2 separate regions of the Homo sapiens genome follow, and region 2 is linked to region 1. Evidence: chromatin contacts called from ENCODE Hi-C data. All regions are on one chromosome and are shown on one strand. The core of a region is the stretch at or near the end of the contact, and the rest is flanking DNA. Distances in the headings are between cores, read along the strand shown.

The links. Hi-C counts contacts between places; a loop is a spot of excess contacts on that map. Pooled maps may share reads with other maps.
Region 2: a pooled map shows a loop between it and region 1 (6-fold over the local background). The contact joins the promoter of TIMM9 here to the promoter of ERO1A in region 1. A Hi-C loop is called at or near these places in 9 of 50 pooled maps.

What each region holds. Positions count from the first base shown.
Region 1 is chr14:52,691,944-52,697,498 of GRCh38, reverse strand. It overlaps ERO1A (endoplasmic reticulum oxidoreductase 1 alpha), which reads left to right and starts at 1,941. Exons shown (of 16, transcript NM_014584.3): 1 at 1,941-2,131. The coding sequence starts at 2,018. RefSeq lists a silencer at 1,470-2,009 and enhancers at 2,260-2,309, 1,915-2,416.
Region 2 is chr14:58,424,622-58,430,209 of GRCh38, reverse strand. TIMM9 (translocase of inner mitochondrial membrane 9) reads left to right here and starts at 2,679. Exons shown (of 6, transcript NM_012460.4): 1 at 2,679-2,818; 2 at 2,968-3,156. It overlaps KIAA0586, which reads right to left and starts at 2,491. Exons shown (of 31, transcript NM_001329943.3): 1 at 1,747-2,491; 2 at 777-847. The coding sequence starts at 1,945. RefSeq lists enhancers at 2,220-2,409, 2,480-2,529, 3,544-4,487.

The DNA.
Region 1 (5,555 bases), core at 692-3,191:
CTAGGGTTTGCAGTAAAATACATGAGTTTAAGTCATTTGAACTATTTCAACTTTTAATGTGCATGCAAGATGTCGGAAAGCTGCCAGTTTCACCTAGAAACTACCTTCTTAGGCTTGGTGAAGTGGCTCACACCTGTAATCCCAGCACTTTGGGAGGCAGAGGCAGGCAGATCACTTAAGGTCAGGAGTTCGAGACCAGCCTGGCCAACATGGTGAAACCACATGTCTACTAAAAATACAAAAGTTAGCTGGGTATGGTGGCGCAGGCCTGTAATCCCAGCTACTCGGGTAGCTGAGGCGTAAGAATCACTTAAACCCGGGAAGCGGAGGTTGCAGTGACCCGAGATTGCGCCACTGCACTCCAGCCTGGGTGAGGAAGTGAGAGTGTCTCAAAAAAAAGTCTTCTTAAAACAACAAACAAACAAACAAACAAAAAACAAAAAGTAAGGCCAGGTGCGGTGGCTCATGTCTGCAATTCTAGCACTTTGGGAGGCTGAGATGGGTGGGTCACCTGAGCTCAGAGCTAGAGACCAGCCTGGCCAACATGGCAAAACCCCTTCTCTACTGAAAATACAAAAATTAGCCGAGTGTGTGGTGGCTTACGCCTGTAATCCCAGCTACTGGGGAAGCTCAGGCAGGAGAATCTCTTGAACCTGGGAGGCAGAGATTGCAGTAAGCCAAGATGACGCCACTGCACTCCAGCCTGGGCGACAGAGCGAGACTCCGCCTCGAAAAAAAAAAAAAAAGTAATCCCAGCACTTTGGGAGGCTGAGGCGGGAGAATCGCTCTTGAGGAGTTTGAGACCAGCCTGGGCAACATGGTGAAACCTCGTTTCTACTAAAAATAAAATTAGCCAGGCGTGGTGGCGCACGCCTGTAGTTCATGCTACTCAGGAGGCTTAGGTGGGAGGATCGCTTGAGCCCAGGAGTTCGAGGTTGCAGTGAGCTGCGATCGCATCATTGCAGGCCAGCCTGGGTGACCCAGGGAGACCCTGTCTGGAAAAAAAAAAAGCGGATAGACTAGTCCCAACTCTGAATGTTAAAAGACCAGGACTGGGTATCAGAGGACCTCCAATCCTTGCTCACCTTACCTCACTTCTCTAGGCCTGTTTCTTCCTATGATATGAGCGGGTGGCTTCCACCCTCGCTGTCTAATACAGTGGGCACTAGCCAGCCACATTTGACTATGAAATGGGTCTAGTTCGCATCGAATACACACTGGATTTCAAAGACAAAAAAAGTCAAATATCTTATGAATAAATTTAATGTTGGTTATATTTTGAAATAATATTTTGCACATTCGGGGTTAAATAAAAATATTTTAAAAATAAAATGTACCTGTTATTTTTACTCTTTTGCTGTGGCTACTAAAAATATAAATGACATATGCTGCCCTGGTCTAGATGCTCTCTAATATCCCTTTCAGCTTTAAGACTCCGCCGGGAACACGGTGGACACGTAATTCGTACGATTTGATTGTCTCGCATTGAGATACGGAAGGATTGGCCGGGAGTGAGCGGGCTGGGGCTGGGCGGGGCGGCGCGGGGCGGGCACCCCCCGCCCCCCAACCCCGCAGGAAAACACAGGCCCCTCCGGCTTTCGCTCTCGCTCTGGGAACTGGAAGGACCCCCGACTCCCGCGCAGGGTCTGGGGTTGTGCGCGTCGGGTTGCGTCTCCAGGCCGGGGGCGTCAGGGAGCCGGGGGCGGGGACGGGCGCGGGCGCAGCGGACCGGGCGGGGCCGAGCCGGGAAGCTGGTCGGTGCGTCAGCCTCACGCGGCGGGAAGGAACCGGTCCGAGGCCCCGGGCTGCCGGCGCGGGCGCCGCGGCACGTCCACAGGCTGGGTCGCGAGGTGGCGATCGCTGAGAGGCAGGAGGGCCGAGGCGGGCCTGGGAGGCGGCCCGGAGGTGGGGCGCCGCTGGGGCCGGCCCGCACGGGCTTCATCTGAGGGCGCACGGCCCGCGACCGAGCGTGCGGACTGGCCTCCCAAGCGTGGGGCGACAAGCTGCCGGAGCTGCAATGGGCCGCGGCTGGGGATTCTTGTTTGGCCTCCTGGGCGCCGTGTGGCTGCTCAGCTCGGGCCACGGAGAGGAGCAGCCCCCGGAGACAGCGGCACAGAGGTGCTTCTGCCAGGTGAGCGATGTGCGCGTTGGTGCTGAGGGTCCCGGCGCCCTCCGCGGCGTGCACTGTCCCGCACGCCCTGGCGGGTGAGCGGCTGGGGGTGCGTCCTTGCATCTCTTCCCACCGGGAATGAGACTCCGGTGCTGCTGCCCGGTGGCCGGGACTGAGTCTGGCTTGGCGTGGACCGGGCCTCCACGGCAGCCTGGACGTCGCCGCGCCCTCCGGTGCCTCGGACCAGGAGAGGGGTTGGGTGCACGCGGTTGAGTGGGTTTATGCATCTTTGTTGGTCTTATCTGCCCGGGGAGAGTGTGCACAGTGTATAATGCCCTGCCAGTATTTGCTATTTTCACAGAACCTGGATCTTTCTCACTTCTCTCTTGACCAGGAACTTGTGTACCCAGTACCTGTGCTGCGTGCATTTCGCCAGCCTTTCTGGCTAAGACGTTTGTGGGCTGATCTCAGATTTCGATGTTAGGCGGAAGAATGGCTGCTTGCGGTTTTTCTGTGTGTAAGCCCAACTACCTGATGTCTTTGGGACTGCAGTTGCCCTCTGGTTTCTGGTCCTGTGTGCTCTTTTTCTCGAATGTAATGAGATTCTCTTATCGTGACACCCGTTAAGCTGGTACGAATTGGGAGGAAGGTCCTTATTCTTCAGTGCACAAGTTTAATTACAAGCGGATTATGATCATTTCCTTCTGTAAGAGATGTGGTTTCTTGAGCAAAAAATTGAGAGAAACTTACAGTTTTCCATTATCTTCAGTATCTAGTATTTCAATGTGATTACTCTTGTCAAAGCCACTTTTTGGTTGACTCTGTTGATAAAAATTACGTTTTATACAAAATTAAGGGTTAGGCATCCATGTTATTCCTAAGTGGATTTTGCTATTAATTTATTATCAGAAATACCATTTTATGTGTTTAGGGGCATGATACCATGTCAAAGGAAAGATGCATTTAAATATTATGAAAGGTTTCTCTTTCACTACTTTACATTCTTGGATTTTGTTGTTTTGCTGAGTGATTTGGGAGTTGAGGTGAGTGTTATCTAGGAAACTAAGGGAAGTTGAAAGAAAATTGCTACTTTACAACTGAGACATTGAAAAGTCCTTTACCTTCAATCATTACAAAGGACACACAATCAAGTACTTAAAAGGAAAAGGGTCATTTTTCTTCTGATTAGAAATATAACGCAACACCGAGATTAAACATTTAAAAAATAAGATAGAAATAAGTGACTTTAAAATAAAATATTCTTTACGGAAAGAAGATGTCCAATGTAACATTTTCAGCTACATTCTGGAGATTTGGATACTGGAATAAAAGTACATGTTGAACTCTTCAACTTTTACTTTTTTTTTCCTTAATAACCTTTTTGGAGTTCTGCTTAAAATAGAACTTTAAATTCTTTGCATTTATTTTCTTTTTCTTCTAACTAGTGATTAAACTTTTCCTCTTTCACAATACCCTCATATTCAAATACTTCCCTAACATAAAATTCTGTTAAACCCCTTTCTTTTTCTTTTAGAACGAGAGTGGCTATCTGTGTTTCTTTTCAGACTCAACCTTGAAAAATAGTAAATTGGGCTGGGTGTGGTGGCTCCAGCCTGTAATCCCAGCACTTTGGGAGGCTGAGGTGGGAGGATCTCTTGAGTCCAGGAGTTCAAGACCAGCACGGGCAACATAGTGAAACCCCCGTCTCTACAAAAAAAATTAAAAAAAGAAAAAAGCTGGGTGTGATGGTGTGCGCCTGTGGTCTCAGCTACTTGGGACACTGAGGTGGCAGGATGGAGTGAGCCCAGGAGTTCGAGACCAGCTTGGAGACCCGGTCTGTATTAGTCCGGGTTCTCTAGAGGGATAGAACCAATGGAATATATATATAAAGGGAGTTTATTAAGTATTAATTCACATGATCACAAGGTCCCGCAATAGGCTGTCTGCAGGCTGAGGAGCAAGGAGAGCCAGTCTGAGTTCCGAAACTGAAGAACTTGGAGTTTGGTATTTGAGGGCAGGAAGCATCCAGCATGGGAGAAAGATGTAGGCTGGAAGGCTAGGCCAGTCTCTCACGTTTTTCTGCCTGCTTATATTCTAGCCATGCTGGCAGGTGATTAGATTGTGCCTACCCAGATTAAGGGTGGGTCTGCCTTTCCCAGCCCACTGCTTCAGTGATCGAGGCTGCAGTAAGCCATGATTGCATCAGTGCACTCTAGCCTGTGTGACAAAGTGAGAGTCTGCCTCAAAATAATAATAATAATAAAAAAGTAAATTGAGGATCATATAGTTAAAAAAACAGTTTTAACAGAAATTTAGAAATTTAGAATGGTCTACTTATTTCATGATTTGAGGGAGCCTAAGCAAAAAAAAAAAAAAAAAAAAAAAAGTTGTCTATTTAAGAACAGAGACTATCAATTCCAATTCTATAAGTGAAACAATAGGGCCAGTAGTGGAAGGGATGAGGATCGGGGGAGAAGGGAGGAGAGGTGGCACTGATGAATAGACATGCAGAGAAAATTAGAGGCAAGCATATAGACAGACATACACAGAGAAACAGCATGAGAGGGAAAAGAAAAAAAATGGAGAAAGAAAAGGGGAGATAAATGGTGCAAATCATTCATTCAACAAGTGTAACCACTCTGCACGTTGACCAGAGTGTTTGGGACACAGAAATAACTATGGCATTATCCCTGCCCTGAAGAGCTATAGTTTAGTGAATAATGTTCATTGGGGATTCGTGGGAGGCACAGATCCTAAGCACTTAAAAAACAAGTTAGGAAATATTGCTAGAAACTAAGTTAAAAACTAAATTTCCACCAGATGTTTGGAAATACAAGTTAAAATCTTCTCTGGTTCTGTTTACAATATCCAGTGAGCTGCACAGTCCCGTTGATTGTTTTGGTAATAGTTTTATCTTTTCTTCCTGTTGCCTGTCCCTCTTACCACATCTGCCTTGGGTTACCACATCCCCATCCATCATCACACTGCTGCATGGTGCCTGGCTTATAGTAGGGTTCAGTTCACAGAATGTCCGCTCTGATTTGAGCTAGAGCAGTGACCTTAGAAAGTCACTGAATTAAAATGTGTAGAGCTCTACAAGTAATCAGATTAAATTCATCAAGCATATGTTGAAACCTACTGTGAACAATTTTTGGGAGATCAAAAAATGAATTAAAGGTGTGACACTTCCAAGAAGTGAGCCTGGTGAATAATTGGTGCTCAACAAGTCCTAGGGAAATTATAAGATGCAAGCACTATGCCAACAGGAGTATATTTTAAAAATTATTCTGCTTAGCAAGCCATTTGCATGTTTTCTGGAACTGATCTTTCAGATTGGTTGATAGCTCCAACTGAGTCTTTGAATTTGGTCAGTTGCTACATATGCCTGTTAGTTGATATCAAATCCTGCTAAAATTATTTTCACTGTATGTTGTAAGTTCCTTTG
Region 2 (5,588 bases), core at 1,430-3,929, 5.7 Mb before region 1:
TTTAGATATCATTAAATAAGGCCTGCTTAAAAAAAAAAAAGACAAAACAACAAAAAAACACTCCAAAGTCTAGGCATTTACTTAGGGATCAAGTACAGCAAATAATTATACATTTTATTGTGAGCTTTTGACAAAATTGTCATATAGTCTCAATTGAATTATTAGTTTGCCAGCTTCAATTTTCAAAATAGCATATTGTGAAACTCTCATTATACAGACTTATTAAACTGACAATACATAGGTCAACACTATGATTAGCCGTCAAAGTCTGATTAGATCTCATAACCAAAACATTGTATTTATCAAATACTTTCGGCATTATAAAGTTAAGATGATAATTTCATGTTATTCTTAAAGAACCTCCCTTCTAAGAAAACCAAAACCATTCTCACAAGTGTTAGAATGACATGCAAGCACACCTCACATTAAAGAAAAATTGTACTGTTAGTTGTTCCTTTTCTTTTACCTAAGAACATGTTAAGTCTCTGGGCAAGAACACCTTTTCCCTGAATAGTAAGAGAGTTTCTTTTCAGTTATCCTATCTCTTTCAGCGGCCATTATCTTACTAATAGGTATTTTTGATTCTAGGGAAGGCCTTTTGTTTAATGTCTCAAACACCATTCAAAGTCACAATTGTAGTATATAAAACATTTGTTTTGGTAAGTGATATTTAAATAAAAACAAGGCATGCTGCTAATCAAACATAATTTAAGAATGCATTATTTGACAATACTGAAAATTTTAACGTGAGCATAATTAAGAATCCTTTTGCTTACACTTTCTGACACCATGGGATTTTCTAATAGAGGCTGGTAACAATTTCTAGCAGAAGTTAAGTCTGATGAACCTAACAAAACAAAGGAATAGATTTTAGTGATTTTAAAATCAGATCCTTAGCTTTAGAAACTGTATATGCATGATTCAAGATCTATAAACTCCATATAACGCAGAAGTTGGAAAGACAATTTGCATGCAAAAAAAGTTAAGAAAATGTATTTAAACATATCTGAATGAAAGTTTTTACAGTTGATATTTGGGAAAATAAGGTTCGGTACTGACAATAAAGTGAGATTAAGCACGAAACATTTTAAAATATAACCATACACTATTGGATGTGGACAAACTATGGGTAGAAATATGTATACGATGTAAAGGTCTAATTTAACAGCAGTACTATTTGAGTGTCACCGCTGTATCCCCCAAAGAACAGCATTACAAAAGCGTTTTGCTGTTTTTGCTCACATATTCATTAATTTAATCCTCACAATTAGCAGCGAAGTGGGTAAAGCATATGTTATCCTTATTTTCACTGAGCTCTAGACAGATTAAGTGAATTGGAATATAGAAGCCATCAATTGGCAGAAGTCCTGCTTTTCCCACTATGAAAAGAAAGTAGTGAATTAGGTAAAAAGCACTACTTTGGGGGAAAACTATAAAAAACACTACGTGGGGGAAAATAAAGCACATTATACAAGTTAAGTGTATCCACCATAAATATAAAAAAAAAAATATGCAAAAGTCAATGCAAAAAAAAAAAAAAAAAGCACAACAGGGGACGTTAAAGTTTCATTCATTCCATCTATTCAAACATTTTATAGGCTTCCTGGCCATTTTCCCGGGAAACAGGGTCAGTTTTCAAACATCTGTACAAACTAGACTTATATCTTACGTTTGGGAATTTAAACAAATAAGGACTAAAGATTTACTAAACTAAAACTGGTTGAAAAACTACATGGAATCACATACCACGTGATGTTCCATTCAAACTAGTCCCCGTTCCAACAGGAAGACGTTTATTTGCAGACAATGCCGGAGGAACACAGGGCAACTCATCTTTCAGCAAAACCAAATGATCTCCATGATTTTGAGAAACTACCTCACGAAGTCTCTTCACTGGCATCTTAATCTTTTTTTTCTTCTCCAAGCTGACCTCAGAGCCTTTCATATTGTTGGTCACAAAACAAGTCCCACACTTAAGGACGGAAAAACTTTCTCTGTTTCCTTAAGACTTCAGAACAAAATTTTCACCTCTTTGCAATAACTGTTTTTAAAATGTCGAACATCCACAAAGCTGAAAATCTAAATTCTGATATTGAATCCAGGATTAGAGCTGACTATAAAGTCATATTTACCCATTAATCCCACTCAGTCTATTAATACACCACGCCAAAATGTGAAAGTGGGGATGACAAGAGAATGGCCACAGGAGCAACAATAACCATAACAGTGCACTCCCCAACCCCAGAGCTGGTAGGGCAAAACCAAACACATGTAGTGGCGGGCTTAAAATTTGTTGAGAAGAGGCAGTCAAGCAAATAAAAGCGAAATGCTATTTTTAAAATAATGACCCACATAAGAAGCGTAATAGCTTTCTTCAGCCACAGAGTCTTACACACCCCTCCAGATGCAATCGTCGGAAACATAAATTCACCCCTACGTATCTCCAGAACGCCCGAGACCCGCACCGTCGTGGGTGTAATCTGACAACAGCGTCAGTTGCCCGCAGGTCAACACCCACTTCCCTTCAAACCCGCCCTTGAGACACAACACGCATGCGCGCCAAGAAACTCACCCAAAACATCCAACCAGAAAGCTAAGCGCTCTCTGGTGCTCTTCCATTCCTCTCCGGGTGGAAACAAACTCCGGACATAACAGGGGTTTATTTATTTATTTATTTTAAGGTAGCACATTGCCGCACAAGACCGCTCTACAGTCTCATCCAAGACTTGAAGAGCTCCCGACTTGTAATACTACTTGTGTTTACCAGGGACTGTTGACACTGCTTCGCTTCCGAAGACCGTTAGGGACGTGGGATTAGGTAAATTAGGCTTCCAAGAAGTTTCGACAGATTCGGGTCATTATTGGAGAGGAAGTCGGGAATAGAAAGCGTTGTCTAAGCAGAAAATAACCGAAGTTAATCCTTAGGAGATTTTAGAATTCGCTGATGGTACCTGCTTTTTCTTCTAGATTTCCTCGCGTTATAACGAATCGGCGTCTAAGGGTTTAAGTGTCACTTGACATTACTGCTCCCACGTGTTCTTTCCCATCTGGCGGCCGCGGCTCCTGTCCAGACCCTGACCCTCCCTCCCAAGGCTCAACCGTCCCCCAACAACCCCCAGCCTTGTACTGATGTCGGATGCGAGAGCCTGTGCTTAAGTATGGTGTCTGTTCTCTGCCGTGAGAATCCGGGGTTCCCGGACGGGGGGTGGCAGGCTACGCTCCAGGAAAGTGGCGGGGTCTCCCGAGGAGGCCGCCGCACGTACCTGGAGCAGTGGGGGGTGCGAAGCGGGACAGCGCTTCGCCGGGTCGGGTGCAGACCTTCCTGGAGATGGTGTCACCTGGGCGAGGGTAGGAACTTTAGGCCCTGAGCCACCCCCAACCCGGATCTGGGGAGTCGGGGTCCTGTTTTGGGACACTGAATTAGACTATAAGGTATTTACGATGTGACCTTGAGCTGCCCGGGGGAAGATCCTCCTTTAAATGAAAATCGTCTTTAGACATAATACCAGGTCTAACACCCCTTCCCTGATCTGCTCATTTCCCAGGATGCGCTACTTAGAGCTTTCCCTTTACGCCTTACTGGAGGCTTTAGAATAATCAAAGCAGAAAATGTAATCCGATCTAAAAGCTAAATAACTAATTTTATTTCTTTTACATCTCGGCAGTCTACCTTCATAGAAGTCTAGACTTAAAATGGACTTTAAAGTCTGAGCGCGGTGGCTCACGCCTGTAATCCCAGCACTTTGGGAGGCCAAGGCGGGCGGATCACGAGATCAGGAGTTCGAGACCAGCCTGGCCAGCAAGGTGAAACCCCGCCTCTACTGAAAATACAAAAAATTAACTGGGCATGGTGGCGCGCGCCTGTAGTCCCAGCTACTCAGGAGGCTGAGGCAAGAGAATTGCTTGAACCCGGCAGGTGGAGGTTGCAGTGAGCTGAGATCGCGCCATTGTGCTCCAGCCTGAGTGACAGATCAAGACTGTCTTAAAAAAAAAAGAAAAAAAAAGACTTTAAGGGCTCAGCGTTAAAGACCCTTTTAATTATTATTTTTTTGTAACTTGCTGAGTTTCTCTAATGAGTTTTGTGTTGTTTTTTGAGACAAAGTCTCACTCTGTGGCACAGGCTGGAGTGCAGTGGCGCGATCTTGGCTCACTGCAACCTCCGCCTCCCAGGTTCAAGCGATTCTTCTGCCTCAGGCCTCCTGAGTAGCTGGATTACAGGCGCCCGCCACCACGCCCAGCTAATTTTTTTTGTATTTTTATTAGAGACGGGGTTTCACCATGTTGGCCAGGTTGGTCTCGAACTCCTGACTTGATTCACCCGCCTCGGCCTACCAAAGTGCTAGTATTACAAGCGTGAGCCACCGCACGTGGCCATTATTTTTTATTTTAGTTACATTTTCTCTTCGTAATTGGGCTCATAGGTGGTACTTGTTTGTTCACAATTTATTGTATATTATGAGTGTACTGAAAGAACTACAATGTCAGAGTCGCCAGAGACCTTGGAGATAGTTTAACTCTTACCTTCTAGGTGAAACTTATGTGAAAGAAACAGTGACCTAAGATCTGAGTGTAGGCACTCTGAATTATTAAAATGACAACTTAATTTGGATCTTACAGCTCTTTGTCATTACTCTTTAGTTCCTTTCCCTCTTTTTTTTTTTTTTTCCAGAGACAGGGCCTTGCTCTGTCATGATCATAGCTCCCTGAAGCCTTCAACTCCTGAGCTCAGGCAATCCTCCTGTCTCAGCCTCCTGAGTAGCTAGGACTACAAGCACTTGCCACCACGCTGGCTAATTTTTTACTTTTTTGTAGAAACTAGGTCTCGCCTTATTGCCCAGGCTTATTTTCTCAGCTCACTGCAACCTCTGCCTCCTGGGTTCAAGTGATTCTTCTGCCTCAGCCTCCCAAATAGCTGGGATTATAGGCACCCGCCACTCTGCCCAGATAATTTTTGTGTTTTTAGTAAAGATGGGGTTTCACCATGTTGGCCAGGCTGGTCTGGAACTCCTGACCGCACGTGATCTGCCCACCTCAGCCTCCCAAAGTGCTGGGATTACAGGCGTGAACCATCATGCCTGGCCTTATTTTCTCACTCTAAATCAGCCCTCTCAACCCCTTTTCTTTATGACTGACACTTTTGAAAAGACCAGCCAGGTTGTCTTACAAATTGTTCCATGTTGTAGATTTTCCTAATTATTCCCTCATGATTAGAGCCATATCAAACTTTGGCCAGAATACCACATAGGTGATGCTGTCTTACTGCATCCCACCAAGAAATACCTAATGTTGGCACCCATGTTTGTGATGCTAGGTTTTATGACTTAGCTTATACGTTTTTTCTTTGAGACAGGGTCTCTTTCTGTCACCCAGGCAAGAGAGCAGTGGCGTGATCATGGCTCACTGCAGCCTCAAGCTCCTGGGCTCAAGTGATCCTCCTGCCTCAGCCTCCTGAGTAGCTGGGACTACAGGTGCACACCACCATGCCGGCTCATTTTTGTATTTTTTGTAGAGATGGGGTTTTGCCATGTTGCCCAGGCTGATGTAGAACTTTTGGGCTCAAGCTATCCACCCACCTCAGCCTCCCAAAA